2 separate regions of the Mus musculus genome follow, and region 1 is linked to region 2. The links are chromatin loops, found by intact Hi-C in ENCODE. Cell type or tissue: heart. All regions are shown on one strand. Each heading gives the region's core, and the rest is flanking DNA. Links, peaks and the distances in the headings are about the cores only.

Region 1 (4,395 bases), core at 125-4,124, 270 kb before region 2:
GGGCCCTGGCCACACTTCTACAATTTCCAAATGGATGTCATTGATCTCATACCCTTAAAATTCATAAACCATGAAAGAGAACATTCTGGCTATATGAGTTCTAGGATGTTGGTTAGATCTCTTCATGTGATGGTATAGGGATGGTTCTGATGCTAAGGTCCTGTTCCCCAATTGGTTCTTGATCTGTCAGTAATGAAGTCATGGGCCAATTGCTGGGCAGAAGGAACAGGCAGAACTTCTGGGTCCCTGGAGGCAAGCAGACAGACACAAAGGATTGGGCCTGGGGGGAGTGTTCACTATGCTTCTGAGGGAGAAAAGGTGACCAGCCTTGTGAGATCTCGGATGCAGTGGCCATGGGCTGCTCCTACAGGCCGGTGGTTGGGAGTATTTAGCTGGGACCAGATGTAACAGAGCAACTAAAGTTGAGGGCAGGTGGAGAGGTGCAGAGCTAAGAGTATTGATAAAGACATGCTTCTCCAGGCAGGAGACAAGTAGCACCCAGCAATTGTGCCAAAAAGGCAAGGGGGACTTGAACAACTGTGTGTATCCATGTTTTTTATCCATGGATTCGAGGGAAACTGGGCAGGGGCTGGTAGCTCAGCGCATTCCCAGAGCATAGGCGGAGTAGCAAAAGCTACATGCAACATGAAGGTTAAAGTATTGCTGTTTAGACAATGAAGTTACCAGCTAGAAAACTCTTGTTCTAGCTGGTAAAAGTTCTTGTGTTCACTGTACCATTACTAGTACTTACTATGGTGGTATAAGTTACAAACCATGAAAGGTCTGTTAAGAAACTACACTGTTGATATGAGGAGGAATAAAATAACTGGCAAGAAAGGGCCCCTGGTCCTTCTGTTTATCTTGACGCAAGTAATGAGAATGCATTTCATTCAATAATACACAAAAAAGCAAGTTAAAAATGGAGATTTGAGGGCTAGTGAGATGGCTCAGTGGTTAAGAGCACTGACTACTCTTTTGTTGATCATGAGGTCAAATCCCAGCAATCATGTGGTGGCTCACAACCATCTGTAATGAGAAACAAATAAAAAAAAACCTATGGGCCAGAGCAAGCGAGGCCAGAGCAAGAGGGAGAAGGGAAGGGGAAAACAAATGGAGATTGGAAACTATCCAATAAGGCTTTCCTGAAAGTCTCCTGCAGAAGGCAAAGCTTGAACCTGGGGTGAGTAAACTTGAGACTACCACAAACTCTTACAAGCACTCACATATGCTGAACCTCTTGGCATGAAAACAACTGGTCAGTGATTTATATTCTAGCAAATACAAGAATCCTTTGGCTAATAGCCTCACTATCTAATAGTGCACACACATATTCATTCTCATATTCTCTCTCTCTCTCTCTCTCTCTCTCTCTCTCTCTCTCTCCCTCCCTCCTCCCCTCCCTCCCTCCCTCCCTCCCTCCAAGAATAGCTGCATTTCCTATTAACCAAGTGGAGAGAAATCAGCTCCTGAAAGTTGCCCTCTGATCGCCACATGTGTACTATGGCACAAGTGTGCTCACACATGCACTAAATAAAAGATAAAGTAAAAACTTTCTTAAAAGCAGGAAAGGGAACTTCTTGGAAGGAAGGAGGTTACAATCGAGAGGGTGAGTAGAAAGATGTCAGAGTGTAGTGAGGGGTAAATAAGCATAATATATATGTATGAAAATGTCAGGATGAAATCCATTTCTTTGTATGCTAACCAAGAAAAAATAAATAAAGACTATATAACAAAGGGTAAGAACCTGTAGAATGCGGATGGGAGATGCTCACTGCTTTTCCACATTTTAAATCCAAGAGAAGTGCTATCCCATTCTTCATCATTGGGTCCTAACTAGTTACACCAGTCTCCAAGTCACCAAAAGAGGAAATGCTATATCCTGTCTGTAGGGGTCTCACTGGATCATGTTTCTACCTTCTTCAAGTAACTAACAAAATGCAAGAGACTGCAGAGGGCTCTTTTAACCCTAACAGCATTAAAAAAGTAAATAAATCGGACCATTTATTATTAACAATGCAATGGAATGACTTGTTTAAGATTATTGTACGATTATTCTTGGGTCACAGACCATTCCAAAGAACAGCTAAATATAAGGAAGACCTCTGCTTCCTACCCTACCAGGATGGATAGTGGAGTCACATCTTGCCTGTAGCCCAGTGGCCAAAAAACCATCCCAGCCTGGCTCTGATACAGTCTCCCAATCTTAGTGTCTGGCTTTAACATTGCTTCCAGCTCCTGAATCCATACAATTATTCCCTCTGTCTGGAACACACGTCCCACCGAAGCCCATTTCCCTTAGTTACTAACCTACAAATGCCAGGTATCAAGACACTCCTCCCTGCCCCTATCTAAAAGGTCACCTCCCACCACCCATGACTGTCTGTCTTTTAACCTGCACCTATTTTCTTCACAGCAACTTGGGTTTTATCTGTCCTCCCCAATGAATGACCCATGAAGGAAGGGATCTTATTCACCATGTTCATGCCTACACACCCACTACCTGTAACCATGTTAAGTATGTAGTAGTAGATACCCATAAAATACATTCTGAGTAAGTAAATAAGAAATAGTATTTATTCAAATAGAAACATTTAAAAAATATGCTGGTGATAACAAAATGAGAAATAAAAGGAAAAAAATCACACCTTCAACCACAAATTAGTACACACGCTGCCTAGTTAACAGTTCACCTGAATCCTCCTCCACTGTCCCTAACATAAGATGCACGGTGCTAAGTGGCCAGTAACAGAAACAGCAGCACCAAATACTTGGATGTGAATTCTGGCCTTGCTGTGTCCCATTGAGGTATTTCACAATTTTGTCCCCTACCACCTCACAGCGGGGGAATAATAACACCACATGTGCAAAATGCTGCTGTTATGACAAAGATGCTCAGAACAGAGCTTGCTCCAGAAGTCACTGCATCGATATCTAATGTCACCTCACCTTGTGTTCTACATACCAATCTCAAAAACACAGGTTAAAGACAAAATAAAGACACTGGCAGTAAAGGACTTGCCTAAGAGGTACAAGGAAAACCATGGGTTCCATCCCCAGAACTACAAAAATAAGTGTGTAAGCAGATAACTTTAAAAGTATCCCTCAGTGTTGTGTGGAATAGATCCACTTTGATACCTAAGAGTTTCCTCCTAGTCACCTTTCACCTTTGAAAGATTAAATCAGAATGTGAAAATTCATCACAAGGCTAAGAAAACTTACACTGCCTAAAATTAGGTTTAACTATAGAGTGGTGAGAGTTGTATTTTATAATATAATAGTTCTACATTTAGAACTTTTAAAATTCTACCTGCCTGGTTTCCCACTGTTGTGTTTTGTTTTTATTTTGTCAAGTTGACACACGTTAAAGTCATCTGGAAAGAGGAATCTCAGTTGAGAAAGTGCCTCCATCAGATAGCTGACAGGAGAGTCTTTGGAGCATTTTCTTGGTGGGAGGACAGCCTAGCTCACTGAGGGCAGGGCAGGACTACCCTAGGTAGGAGGTCTTAGGTTATACAAGAAAGCAGGCTGACTGAGTAAGCCAGACAACACATTCTTACAGGCCAGGCTCCTGCCTGTAGGTTCCTGCCCTGCCCTGCCCTGCCCTCCCGCAGGTGATGGGATAAATATAAGATGGAATAAAGCCCATCCTTCCCAGGTTGCTCTTTTGTCATGGTGTTTTATCATAGCAACAGAAACCCAAGTAAGACAGTCCTGTTTTGAAAGGTTAAAAAAAAAATCCCCATATCTGCCCACAAATTTGGGGGGTGGGGGACAATACCAAAGGCTAAAAATAAAGGACCAACCTCCCCAGTATGTCCTTATCAAAACTGGGTAATTAAAGTCTAGATCAGAATGCTTTTGACTGTCACCTGATAGCTGAAGCCCTTCTATAAGCAAAAGGGCAATCATCCACCTTTACCTCAACCATGAAGAGTGCTCAAAACTAATTATCATCCTCTCTCGTCTTGGCAGGTGTGCTGGTTAGTTTACGTCATCCTACACAAACTAGAGTCACCTGGGAAGAGAAGCTTGCATCTGTAAGACTGGCCTGTGGGCAGACCTGTGGGGCACTTTCTTGATTGATGACAGATGTGGGAGTGCAAGCTGAGCGGCCTAGTGGAGAACATTCCTCCATGGTTCTTGCCTCGGTTCTTGCTTTGGGCTCCTCCAGCCTTGGCTTCTTCCTTAAAGGATGGACTGTAGCTGGTAAGACACTCTTTTCTCCTTCAAGCTGCTTCAGGTATTTTATCACGGCAACAGAAAGGCTAACTATTGTGGTCTATTCACAGGGCACCACAAGCCCTGTCTAAAACAGGCCTCTGATTTCTCCACATCTCAGTACTTCAGGTCTCTCTTCCTCCAAACACATCTTACCCAGCTTTAGTATTTAGGTTA
Region 2 (4,395 bases), core at 117-4,116:
AAATAAGACAGTCTTATGTTTCCTAGGCTGGCTTTGAAGTGGCTACAAAGCTAAAGAGGCCCTGTAACTTTAGATCCTCCTGAGTGCTGGAATTTTAGGCCTATTCCATCACATCCAGATGATTGGATTTTAGGAGGGAATAATTGGTGTTTTTTTTTTCTTATCATCATATACTCTATTAAAATTTTCATGCTCTCGAAAAAAAGACAATTGAAAATATTATTTTCCACTCTATCTTCTAATTTGCCTTCATTCAATACAAGGGATATATATATATATATATATATATATATATATATATCACCATTAGTCTGCCCAAGTGCAACACAAATACATTACCTTGCTTATTTCTGAGAGAACTATATATTTACCATGGATTACAGAGCAGACTGAATACAGAAGCAAAATGTTCTCTTCTTAAGAGTTTCTATTTAAGGAATTAGCAACTGGCTTTATTTTTTGTCCTTAAAAAAACTTTTATATTATGGAAGAAATCTAATTTAATATAGAAAACCATTTTGAGAGAATTTAATTAAAGATGCATCAAAAGATATAGCACCTCTCTGTATAGTACTCTAGCCTTCATAACAATATTCCCAATCTCGACCTTCATGACTTTGTCAAAGCACAGTTATATAGTTGTGAATGTCTTCTTCCCAATACATGAAAAATACATTAACTATACAATTATGGGCTATGCAGCTGAAAATGTTTTTGATGGTCCTTATTATTCTAATCTGATTCTTTTTTGTTCCCTCCCTTTTCTGTAACCCAGAGTCTAGTGCTTGCTAGGCAAGTGCTCTGGGTGCTGACTGTGAACTCAATCTTCAATCCCTTACATTTGTTTTCTTAAATTGCTTGAGTGGTATTTAGAGTAGATTCTAGTTTAAAAGGCACAAGAAAAAAGAATAGGAAATCTTTCTATTCTTGTTCCCCACCTACTTAGGGCTCCTGAAGCAAACGAGGCTATAAACAACTTACATTCCTGTAATAACTCCCCCCACAACCAAAATCCAAACATGTTAATTAAATATTTGATGCCAGTATGGGCCTCAAAGATGCTTTATTAGGGCCAGTTCGATTAGGGCATGTCAGAATCTTTGCATCAAACCGCATTAAAAACAAAAGGCAGTAGTTTAGGAGCTGTTAATGTTGATGGCCCAATAGGTCATTTCAATCCAAGAACTCTGCTTTTTCAGACTAGGGGGTGAAAAAGTATGAGAACTCAAGGGATGAGATTTTCGTTCCTCAAAAGGTGACATGGTTTTTGAAAGGCTGTTTTGAGGACTGAATCGCGTGGTTGGACTTTGGCTAGTCAAGCAGTGAGCTGATCAGCCCGGCTCCCTGCCAGGCCTCGTGGTTCTTGCATAAACCTCGGGCGGTTAGTTCTAACCCGACCTGGATTCCAGCGCAAGGCGTCACCCGGAGTTCCCCGCCCTCATCGGCCCTCTCCCGGGAGGGTGCAAGACACTTCGCGGCTCTTCGGCCTCGGATCGCTGCGGGCCACTCAGACACACAGCCTTCGCTAGGGCCTCACTCTGCAAGCCAATCATCTGCGGATCAGGCTGGGGCAGTCCAGGGTGGCTTCTCCACCGCACCCAGGGCTTCCAAAAGCCGTCCCTCCCTCATCTTCCCCGTTCCTAATAGGGATGATGTATCACGCGGTTCAGAACGACACTCAAAAACTGGGCAATTCTCCCAACCCAGCAGAGGCAGGCTGCGCGACTCCGCGAGAGGGGCGGGGCCGTGACGGGCAACATCACAGCCCAATAATATTTCTTTACCTCCGAGTATGGGCCAATGAGGCATGGGAGGCGGGACTTCCGCTTGCCCGCTGTTGTGGTCCCTTCTCCGACTTGCTTGGGTAGGGGCTCAGTGCGGATACTCAGTCATGAAGTCCGGGTAGCGACTTCTCTTGGGTGGCCGTGAGCCTAGGTTCCGGGGGCGGACTTCAGGTAAGAACCAGCGTGGCTCCGCAGCGGTAGGCGGGGGTTGTCGGGCCTGGCCGGGAGAACACACCCACTCCGGCCTGGGTGCGGTAGCCCGAGGTGGGGACGGTCGGGCTCCTCTGCTACGTGCAGTGACAGCACAGGCCCGTGCGGGAGAGGAGTCCTTAGCATCCCATCCTGCGGGCTGGTAGATCTGAAGTTGTCGGGCTATGGATTTTGCTTCCCACGGCCCCTTCCAGAGGTCCCCGTGGCCTGGAAAGATACTTGGAAGACTTCTCTAGTCCAGGACTTGCCTCTTAAGTCCTCGGCGAAAATACTCTCGGGCTGTTTTGTCTTTAAAAAGAAGAAGAAGAAAATCTCATCGCTTGCTTCCTTCCTTTTCTCACCCACTCCCCTTTCCTTCCGTAAAAGCTCAGCTCACAGGCTTGGACGTGACCTTGCTAGGGCCACATACTGCCTTTTTTTTTTTTTTTCCTACCCAATGTTGGAAGTCCGAACTTTTTTGCAAGGACGCTTATTGAATTGATCTGCCCCTGAGAGGGAAACAACTTTGCTGCATGTTCTCTGCTTGCTTATGGTCAATTGCCCTATTTTCTTCTAATCTGGCAGTAGTTAATTTCCATAACTCCCATTTTAATCTTCAATTTCAGCACCGTGGGCAGCTGCTATAGGCTGATGTCTGCCCCAAACCTGCCTGGATTATACTGTTTTCTACCAGTGATGCAGCAGTTCCAGTGGAAACTGCGTTCCTTTCAGCAGTGCCCAGAAGACAGCTGCACTTTCTGATACAATACAGTAAAGTGGCCGTGCCTCCCAAGAGCCAGTAGAGACAGGCTATTTAAAGATTTAGGGAAGAACTTTTGAGAGTTTAATTGGCCACAGGGTCATTGTTTATTTATTTGAGACATGGTCCTTACATGTAGCCCAGTCTGATCTCAGACTTCCATTCTTTTGCCTCAGCTTACTCAGTACTGGAATTACTAGCCATCAAGCCTTGTTTAAAGACAGTTTTTAATGGGTCAAAAAGAATTCATTTCAGAGGACTGTGGTCTTTAAATAGGAGTTGAGTGTGGAGGGCCACAGGGATTCATTAATAGACTTTTTTCTTCTTTTTATAATCTATGGCCATAGAGTTAATTTCAGGTATAGTTTTTTTTTTGTTTTTGTTTTTGTTTTTATGCGGGTCAAGAGGAAGATATAAAGTGTAATATTGTAGAATCAGGCAAAAAGCAAAGCAAAGCAAAACAAAAAACTGTTTCCAAAGAGTTTCAAATTTGGGAATCAGACTAGACTTACCCTCCAGTGTTGGGTGACATCAGTAAATATGGAAAGGGCTAGTGAGATGTTTGGTGAGTAGTAGAGCTGGCCCTGCAGTTCTAATGGTCTGGATTAGATTTCCAGAACCCACATAGAGGAAGAAGGGGAGAACTGACTCCACAAAGCTGTCCTCGGCTCTCCACATGAACCTTGTGGTATATGTCTTACCTCCCAAGTCATACACACACAATAAGTGAGAAAGTTAAAAAAAATGAAAAAAGGGTGAAGTTGTGAAGATTAAATGAAATAAAATATGTCTGTATCATAGTTATGCTTCCTTGAATTGATTATATAGACTATAGTCTTTGTATAGGGAAAGTTAGTTGTCTTAGTCATATGTGTATGTTTTCCTCTGCCTTACCTGAAGTCAAAATGGTGTCTCGATGTGCAGTGGAAGTAATGTGAATAAAGTCCGTGCTTAGGGAAATGGAATATGGGAAGGTTTGGGGCTAACTACTCATTTATCCTTGTTATTTCTGTAAGGATTTTAGAGGAGCCTAGCTTCTTGCTAGCTTGCAGCTTACTTCCTTTGATGTTTCTGCATCTGAGGCTAACAGAGTTTATATCAGCTTTTGGGCACTAAGTTCAGCAAAGTGAGGGTAGAGTAGGTGTTTGCCTCTTGGGGTAGGTTTATAGAGTTGAGCAAGATACTTTATGTTTTGTAGTTTTTATTAAGACTGTGTATTAACTGGCTTGATAAAATCATATGACATACTTATGTCATGTTAGTATTAACTAAAAGTAGTTGGCTTTTAAAATAAAACATGGCTTTTAAAATAAAACATGACTTTGGACATTTTGAAGTTAGGAACTAATAATGTATAGCTGAAAGCAAAATGAGTAAGCCAAAGTAGTGATTTCCACTGTTTGACTTGTGGATGCTCACAGTCAGCTATTGGATGGATCACAGGGCTCCCAAAGGAGGAGCTAGAGAAAGTACCCAAGGAGCTAAAGGGATCTGCAACCCTATAGGTGGAACAACATTATGAACTAACCAGTACCCCGGAGCTCTTAACTCTAGCTGCATATGTATCAAAAGATGGCCTAGTCGGCCATCACTGGAAAGAGAGGCCCATTGGACACGCAAACTGTATATGCCCCAGTACAGGGGAACGCCAGGGCCAAAAAA

What was found. A loop is a pair of places that touch in the nucleus more often than their neighbours do. Peaks named below come from ENCODE experiments on the same cell type or tissue, not always from the same donor. Only the 100,000 strongest peaks of a DNase experiment are listed, where the experiment ranks them.
Region 1: it touches region 2 in a loop (2.8-fold over the local background); 2 of 42 quality-filtered maps call a loop at or near these places.

The regions. Positions count from the first base shown.
Region 1 is chr3:57,464,591-57,468,985 of GRCm38, forward strand. The region is part of intron 4 of Wwtr1 (WW domain containing transcription regulator 1); the gene reads right to left. Among named protein-coding and RNA genes, the nearest start is that of Tm4sf4, 41 kb to the left of the region's middle. In heart, for the core only: a CTCF peak has its summit at 1,889; no DNase peak of the experiment used is centred there.
Region 2 is chr3:57,734,246-57,738,640 of GRCm38, forward strand. Rnf13 (ring finger protein 13) reads left to right here and starts at 1,812. Exons shown (of 10, transcript NM_001113413.3): 1 at 1,812-1,955. In heart, for the core only: no CTCF peak of the experiment used is centred there; a DNase peak (open chromatin) is centred at 1,656; H3K4me3 peaks cover 2,147 bases; H3K27ac peaks cover 2,028 bases.